Linked DNA regions of Homo sapiens: region 1 is linked to region 2. A link is a contact called in ENCODE Hi-C or POLR2A ChIA-PET data. All regions are on one chromosome and are shown on one strand. Each heading gives the region's core, a stretch centred on a gene start or an enhancer-like site at or near the end of the contact. The rest is flanking DNA. Distances are from core to core; before and after follow the strand shown. Region 1 has its middle 130 kb from the start of LINC02659. Region 2 overlaps LOC105378275 (a long non-coding RNA gene).

What was found. Hi-C counts contacts between places; a loop is a spot of excess contacts on that map. ChIA-PET counts read pairs that join two places held with the same protein, here RNA polymerase II (POLR2A). Pooled maps may share reads with other maps.
Region 1: a pooled map shows a loop between it and region 2 (2.3-fold over the local background). The contact joins two enhancer-like sites. A Hi-C loop is called at or near these places in 4 of 37 single-sample maps with no recorded cell type and 4 of 50 pooled maps. POLR2A ChIA-PET finds 5 or more read pairs at or near these places in 1 of 52 experiments (Panc1).

The regions. Positions count from the first base shown.
Region 1 is chr10:44,043,799-44,048,109 of GRCh38, reverse strand. No RefSeq gene overlaps it. Among named protein-coding and RNA genes, the nearest start is that of LINC02659, 130 kb to the right of the region's middle. Within about 2 kb of position 2,919, at least 6 of the 41 ENCODE cell types and tissues checked have a DNase peak (open chromatin) inside an H3K27ac peak, as active enhancers do.
Region 2 is chr10:43,807,389-43,811,635 of GRCh38, reverse strand. All of the region lies in intron 2 of LOC105378275 (a long non-coding RNA gene), which reads right to left. Among named protein-coding and RNA genes, the nearest start is that of LINC02658, 31 kb to the right of the region's middle. Within about 2 kb of position 2,282, at least 2 of the 41 ENCODE cell types and tissues checked have a DNase peak (open chromatin) inside an H3K27ac peak, as active enhancers do.

The DNA.
Region 1 (4,311 bases), core at 1,670-4,169, 240 kb before region 2:
ACCTGGAGAAGTGTAGACTTGGGAGAACATTCTAGAAGTCTTTGGATTTTTGAAGACCAATCACATGGGAAAAAAATGCATTTATTCTGTTGCAATTCAGACAACAGAATTAGAATCAGGGATTGACAGCTAAAGACTGGGGCAGGTTTGAGATTAATATAGAGAGAAGTTCCAATCAGAATGTCTGTAGAACAAAAGCACGGGCGTGAAGGGGAGATGGGGGTATGTGAAAACAGGCCTGCATCCCAGGGGCAGGCCCACAGCGCCAGGTGATGGGAGTAGACATTCACAAAATCCTCTTTCCAGCATGTCTTCATGCCAAAGGAGCAAGGTGATGCCCCCAAAATCTTGGCATTTGAGGTGTCCCTTATTCGCAGTTAACTGTCCACTACACAATGTATTGCTTTCTAAAGGAAACATTTACCCAAGAGGAAAGGCCAGTTTTACTAAGGAAAGCGCCATTGTGAGAACCAGACCTTCCCGTGACGGATGATGGATGTGCGTTTGATTGGCCGGTAGTGCCTGCTGCTATGCAGATTCGGCTTCTCCACTCCACCAGGAGAGGGAAGGAAAACACTTCCCTCCACGCCACATTGCAGATCAAGACAAAGTTCACTCCTAATTGCAGCGGGACTGACCTGGTGCAGGATGGGCTGGGGGAATTAACGGAAACAAACCGAAGGATGACTCTGGCAGCACACTGATGAAGAAACCAAGAGGAAATGAAGCCAGCAAGGGCGCCCACAAGTTTATTTCAGAGTCGACAGAGCATGGACCTAACTGAGCAGAGCTTCTGATTTATGAAGTATTTTTATTATATTACCTATTTTATATTATATTGGCGGCTCTGCTCTTTGAGACAGAAAAATAAACAGCAGCCCTGCAAGAGCCTTTGGTCTAGAGAGAAGAATATAAACACAACCTTCCTGCTCTGAATGGAGATTCCTGCCAAACGTTGTTTCGGGGTTTTCAGGCTTCTGAGATTGGCCTTTGTGTTTAGGAAGGCGAGGTTCACACGAAATATAAACGGTCCTATTCTCTAAGTTTTGAAAAGGCGAAGAGCTTAAGGTTTGTTTGATAAAACCAATAGAAATGCACCATTGCCCACTGCTATAGGAAATGTGTGTTTCCTATTTTGTCTGTGCAATGGCTAAATAGCCCTGCGTTGGCACAGCCAATTCCACAAGTGGGCAGGATTCTATCGGCCAATATGATCCTGAGCCTCCCCGCCCTTTGCCATTCTTTGAGGAGCTAGAGCCTGACAGAGGTGCTGAGGAGGCAGCTCTGCCTCCCATAATGCATGTGTGTTTTCTTTTCTCAAAGAAACAATTCTTCCACTAGAGCAGATGCCAGTTCCAACAGAGAGCTCGCCGGGGGCCTTTCTGGCTCCTGCAGGCTGAACTGAGTCATTGTTCACAGTGAGTTAGTAAGGTTTTATGCTAAACATGTGTTATCAGCTTCCAGCATGCCCCTCCCTCAGTGTGTACCTGGAAGCATTCCTGCCTGCTCTCCCGCATGGGCACCCTAGTGACGAGGAGAGGCACACAGGGACCCTATGGCAAAGATGAAGTAGCAAGGAGTTTCATCGGCATACACAGGCACATGCTCTCTACTCTTCAGACTCATCTATAAACAAAGTGCTATTTATCTTCCATGAAACAAATTAAAAGCTCAAAGTCAGAATGTCTGCAGCCTTGTATGGAGTGAGTACATTTCACACTCAACATTCGTTACAGTCTGGGACCAAGGATTTCACTGCGTTTTCCTAGTGCAGTGCTAGCCCCAAACCTGTTCCCTGTAAAAGCTTGTGAATGATGAAGGAAAGAACAAACAAGTGAATAAAGGAAGGCCTCACAGATACAACTGGATCATGATCCAGCTCTTATCAAAACCAAAGCATGTACCAAACTAACCAAGCTCCAGTTCCCATCCCCAGACATGGGTCACAGTGAGGCTTGCCCTGTATTGTATGCCAGAATCATAAATTAGGATTCCTAGCAGATGAGAATGTACAGGATCAGCACTGCCACAGGGATGAAGTGGAGAGCAGTGGGTTTCTCAGAGGCTACAGAACTGCTGATGCAGAAGCCTAGGGACATTTTCCACACCCCTCGGAGAAACGGGCTGGCTGGCCTCAATTCCCCCAAGACCATTTTAATTGTAGTGAAAAATGCGTAAAATAAAATGGACCATCTTAATTTAACCCTTTTACAGTTTACAGTTCTGTGGCGTTAAATACATTCACATTGTTGTGCAACCATCCCCACCATCCATCTCCAGAACTCCTTTCATCTTGCAAAACTGAAATTATCCCCATTAGACAACAGCTCCTGATTCCTCCTCCCGCAGCCCCTGGAAACACCATTCTTTTGTTTCTATGAATTTGACTTCCCTAAGAACCTCACAGAAGTGGAATCATGCAGCACTTGTCCTTCAGTGACTGGCTTATTTCACTGAGCATGATGTCCTCCTGATCCACCCATGTGGTGTGAATCTGCCATTGTTTTTGTGCAGGATGGAATCAGAGCCTCGTGCACATCCCAAGAGGAGCCACTGCCACCCCAGGACCTCCATCCCTCCCAGCATCCTGGTCCTCACACTGGAAGGAAGCCCAACTCACTTTTTTTGGATGGCTCAATGGGGCTTCATTACACTGTAAGCTAAACTATGCTTACAAAAATGGGATCTTGCTATATAACTATGGAAAATACAAGCTTAAGCAAATAGGCATTTCCCTGCTCATGTTAGAAGGTCAAGTTGGTTAAAAGAAAAAAGGCCATGTGGATCAGCTGGTGGCCCAATTAGAAAGCTCAGAGACAGTCCAAGCCCTTGTTTTCATTATCCCAAATGAGGAAACGCGGCAGCTGGAGCTGTGTATAGCCCCAGGGCCTGGGAACAACACTCAGGCCATCTGGATTCCCCACGAAGGAAAAGCTCCGCCTTTTAGTCTCTGAAGCTGCAGGATTGAGGAGATTCGCAGAGGAAATGTGTGTTTCTGTGGTCTTGGGCCCCTCCGTCACCCACCCAGCCACTTGGGGCCCAGATAGAAATGATGGTCAGTGGGGCAGACCAACAGCCTTCTAACTACATTCCCCAGCATGCCCTCTTTTTCCTTTCCTTCTTTGAGGGAGTCCTTAAATTTCTGCTAGCTGAAGTGGCAAAAACTCCCTCGCATACCCTTACTCTGTTGCCCTCGCTGAGCAGCTGACCAAGGGCAGCGTTGCTGATCACAGACAGATAGATGGCCGAGCGAGTGGAGGAAAGCCTGTCCAACCCCAGCCCCCTCTGGACCTCAAGCGGCCTGTCTAGCCCTGGAGTGCTGAGAGTCACAGCATTTAAACACCAGGGCAGCAAGTTCTGGTGCAACGGCCTGACCCCACGTAGTCCCTGGCTCCTCTGTGAGCCATCCCCAGGGGATAGGCAACTAGCATCTAAGACCCAGGGCCCTGCTGTCCCCCTTGGTTTAAGCTTTGAGTGAGAGGATGACAGGAACAAACACCAGGGGGAGAAATGAGGCAGGGAGGACCTGCCTGCCGGTGCCCAGGGAGCGCCCAGGAGAAGGATCATAGCCCAGGCCCCTCTCAGCCCAAGACTTTGTCTACTAAACAAGCTGGGCCTCCTTTGCTCCCCTCAATCAAACTCACAAATCAAAACATGCTGAACTAATATCCCCTAATAGCCAATAATCCATCAACAAAAGTTAAGTTGTTGCTTGAACAATCTTCCCCCTGAGGGAGTGGGTGTGTTTAAAAGTACTTCATAAATTATCTAAAAGGAAATATGAGTGTTTCTAGTTGTTGGAAGAGTCCTACCAGGACAGGAGAGCATGCCCAGTGTCCCTGTGTGCCTGTGCGTGCACTTATGGACACTTCCCCAGGCCTGTCCAGCTGGTCAGCATTTCAGGAGAAACCTGACCCTCCCCTTGGCCATTCCCATCTCCTCCTCCCCACACTGAAATTCTCACTGGGAAAATTTGCGGGATCTTTTTTCTGTGATTGTTTTCTTGATAAACCGTCCATGCATAGTGTTTGAATGTTTCATGGTTTCATTGCTTCAGAGTTCCTGGGAAAACAATGTCATAGGGGGTGCCTGAAAAATGAAGCTAGAAATAATTGCGGAATGAACAAGGAGTCGGCTCCATTCTTACTCCCTGAATTCCAGGAAAGCGGGGATGTGGCACAGCCCTGTGTGGAGCAGGTGCCTGGCAGCTGGCCCAGCACACAATGGGCCCACAAATGTGCCCAGCTCCCTGGGTGAGAGCAGAATGATGGGAGCCCACCGCCCATGCCCTGCGGAGGGTGTGCCCAGCCT
Region 2 (4,247 bases), core at 1,033-3,532:
GACAGTTCCATTTTTGACAACATCAATTCTAATAAACTCAGTAGTCCTGTGGTGCTATATTTGTTCCTCTCCATGTATCAATTCTCCTTGCCTCTCATTTTTTGATCTCTAAGTTGCAGAGCTTGTGGTTGTATTTCTTTAAAAGTATGAGTATTTGTTGTTCGAAAATATCTTATTTAGGTAAGATATTTAGGTACCTTACTTAAGCAAGCGTTCTTCCAAAAGAATTTTCTCTATATCCTGCAAGCTGCTTTTTAAACAATGTTTAGGAGAGGAAATACAGAGTGCTTTCTTTTTGTTTTTGTTTTGCTTTTCTCTTCTGCTGACTTTTCTTTAACCATTCATTTAAGGCCTGTTATCTGCCCCTAGACACTTTAAATGAATTATCCTCAGCTTTCCTGACTGTTTATTTGAAGTGTCTGGAATTCCACTTTAATGTTTCTGTTGGCTTTTTAGCAATACTTCATCGCATTACATTTGGAGTGATTGTTCTAGAAATTACAATACATTTCCTTAACTTTTACCGCCTACTTAGAGCTAGTATTGTACCACCCAACTTAAAATATAGAAATCTTATGACCATAGAGGTTTGGAATAACATTTGAATGCTACTCTTAACTCAGAAACTTGAGTGCCTGAAGTTTATGGTTTGTATTTTTATTCCATTTTCCAGTAGTCTGATGAAGATAAGAAAAGAACTTCCTTGTCTTGAACATACCTCCTAAATTCAAAAAGGAAACAAACCATTGCCTTTTGCCTCTTGTGCTTCCTCCCCATTTGTGAGCACATACATGCAAGCATGTTCATACACACACACACACACACACACACACAACCATACACTTGTACAAATGTAGGCTCTCATGCTGCATATTTATGTTTTTAAAAACTGTTGATCATTTGGAAATCATTAAGATTTTAACTCCTTCACCAGTTCATTGCTGTATGAGGAGTGGAACACACACTGTGCTATAGCACGCTTTGGGCACACTTCTTGCCCTCCCCACGTTCATGCCCTATGTACCTTTGCAATACTCTCCCCTGGGGCAGGGAATAATTATAATCCTCTGATCATCCAACACAATGTGAAGATAATAAAAATTAATTTCAAAAACAAAATTGCACATTTGGAAAAGATGCAGGATTTCATGAGTTCACAAGAAATGTCAGGGCCTGTCTGATCACATCACACCTTCCACCTGTGACTGACTCAGACCAGTCACCAAAGAGTTAAGAAAGGCTCTTGACAACATTGTTGAAAGCTTCTAATGCTTTTGCAAAAATAACAGGCTTTTTAATTTGCTGGGAAGGGGTGCTCTTGTACCACTAGCCTTGAGCTGTGCCCATGATAATCTATAAGAAAATAAGTTATAGATCACAACAGATCAACACATATTTTTTTAAATGATCAATTTTATCACAGCTCAGTGGTAAGTTTATAGAACAAAAAAAAAAGAGTGTCACTTGATAATGAGAAGAAACCTTAAAAGAACAAATGTTAAAGGGCAAACAACCCCCTCCTCCACCACACAGACACACACACACGTATACAGACAATCCTTAAATTCAAAGGCAGTCACTTGCCTCTTTCCTCTAGGAAAATCTAACTTAATCCCTTCAATGATCCCAGGTCTTCAAAAACAAAACCCTGGATTAACACCCTGAATTTAAAATCTGGGTGTCTTGAATGTCTTTGAAAGTACAATCTCAAAAAGCAAAGAAAAAATTTTCAGGTGGGAGAGGAAAAAAAAATACCTACAACAGAGAGAAGAAAACACATAATATCCCAATAAAATATCTTGGCACCTGTATGCTTGGCTGTACATGCACCTGTGTTGTACATGCACACATGTCCATGGGTTACCCTGGCCCCAACTTACACGGGGAAGGTAACTGTATGACCTATCCACACATCTGGCTGCTTCTACCCCAGCTAACTGACAAATACTCCCAAATATTTTGCTATTGGTTGATTTGACAGCCACTCTGGAATAGTTGGTTGGCAAGAGGTTTTAAAGCAACAGAAAACCCAAGGTTGGATGGATTTGCCATCCCCTCCACTTAGGTAAAATGGCTTCCAGTAAGGGGTTGTGCCAGTATTGGCTGCTAGCTAATTTAAGGTCCAATGGAAAATGAAAATAAACAAGTATTAATCCTGAGAACCTTTTTGTGGAGTTATGAAAACAGTCTGTTATAAAACGCATCCAGATGTCAGCCAAGAGTGAGTCAATTGGAATAATAGCTTCAAGTGAAACCAGCAAAGGGCAGCAGGTCAGGCTGTGGGGATTCTGAGGAATGCCCACTCACAGACCCAGGAGCGCACCGCTGCACACCAGCCTGGAGCCTCGCCCACGACACAGAATTCTGTTAAACGATCTATAAAAAGAATTTATGGATCCCATGGACCAACATCGATTTTTTTAAATTAATTTTGTCACAGCTTAAGGGCAGGTTTATAGAAGACCAAGACAAAAAAAAAAGCGTCATTTGATAATGAGAAGAAACTTTAAAAGAGCAACATTTTATTTGACAATTATTAAATTTTTATACCAGTGAAAACAGTTTAATTTTATAAAGACCTATAAAACAATCTCCTGTTGATACACTAGCCCTGTTCTTCAAAAACACATGCCTGAGGATATTTACTGGAACATTTAATATTAAGACCTCTGAAGTAATCTACAAGTCAATCTGTGGAATATTGGTTAAACAAATGATGGTACACTTCTACAGTAGAACCAAATGCAAGTGTTTCTTAATTAATTAATTTTTTATTTATAATTGAAAAAATGCAAATGTTGAAAAGGGTGATAGACCTCCTTGACAACTGCTGTGAAATCATGTCTAGCATAAATTAAGTAGGAAAAAGCAAGTAACAGAGCATTAAACATCATTATTCAGCCATCTTTGCATAAATCAGTCTATCAATCTATGTTTCTCTGATTGTCTATGCAGGAAAAGTTCTAGAAAGAAGCCAATGTTCATGATGGCCACCTCTGAGGAGTGTAGGAGCTGAGGGCAGAGGAGCTTTTCCTTTTTGTGTTGTAGTTTTCTATACTGCTTTAATTTTTCACGTTAGCATGTATTGTTTTTGTAAAGCTTTTTAATTAATTGGTTTAAAAGAGAAGGGGAGGGAAAGGCAAAAGAGCAAGCGGCCTGTTGGAGTGGAAAGCTAACTAATGGGGCATTGGCAATCTGGTTCTTAAAAGGAAATGGGACTCCTATGAAAATACAGAAAACCTCTGAAAATGCAGGAAGTCCAACAGTCACCACAAGGGAAACAGTTTTACCCACTGTGTTTTCTCAAATGAGTGAGCAATTGCCTAAAAATACTACACTGTGTGGTTGCATGTGTTCAGTCCCCACTCAGGATCCTGATAGCATCTCAATTACCTGATGCCAACTTCACTTTAACATTGACTTTTTATTTTAAAAACAAATTGCTGATCTTTGTCCGTGGAAAAGCTGTGAAGTATTTCGGTCCCTGCCACCTATCTGGAGGCCTCATGAGCTGCCACTGGAAACCTGTGGCTGTCAAGGACCATGAGATTTCCAGGTGCAATGTGGGGATAGAAACTCCTAGGACCATCTCAGTGCTGAGCTCGCAAGGGAGCCCAACACAATGAGTGGTCCCTCTCCAGAAGCAGGCATGCTGATTATGTGACGGGATGCCTGGCGCATCTGCAGGAGAAGCCAGCCTGCTGGGTTAGGCCAAATCCCCAACTCTGCATAGTCATGAGTGGGAGGTCCTTGCGACGTGGGTTGGAGTAAGGAAGTTTTTGCAAAGAATGTAGGGATTCCACGATGCAGTGTCCAGTGCCCAAAGAAAGTCGGAACTTCATGAAGCCCCAAAAGTGAATCTAAACATGCATTAAGTTGAGTGGCCAGGGGGAAAATGCTAATATAAGACCTGGGTACAGATAGTGGGGTTAGGAACCCGAAGGATAAGGTGTGAGCAGATGGGCTGAGACAAGTACGAGTAGTAAAGGGCGGAAATAGTCTGTTTCTGTGGCCTGCCTTCAAGTTCCAGCCAGGGATTGGGTCCACTTAAAGCACCAGGAATGGGAGGTTTGCCCTCCCTTTGCAGGGCAGGGCTCTTGATGCCCTGTGTATTCTGGGCTATTGCTGAGGGGGATGCTGGGTCCCAGTGCTGCGAGCAGTATGGGAGCTCACATCTCCTGGGCCGCGCCCTCCTGCTTGCTTTGCTACAGCCTCGGCGCAATCCTTTGCTTGGCTGTGGATTTATT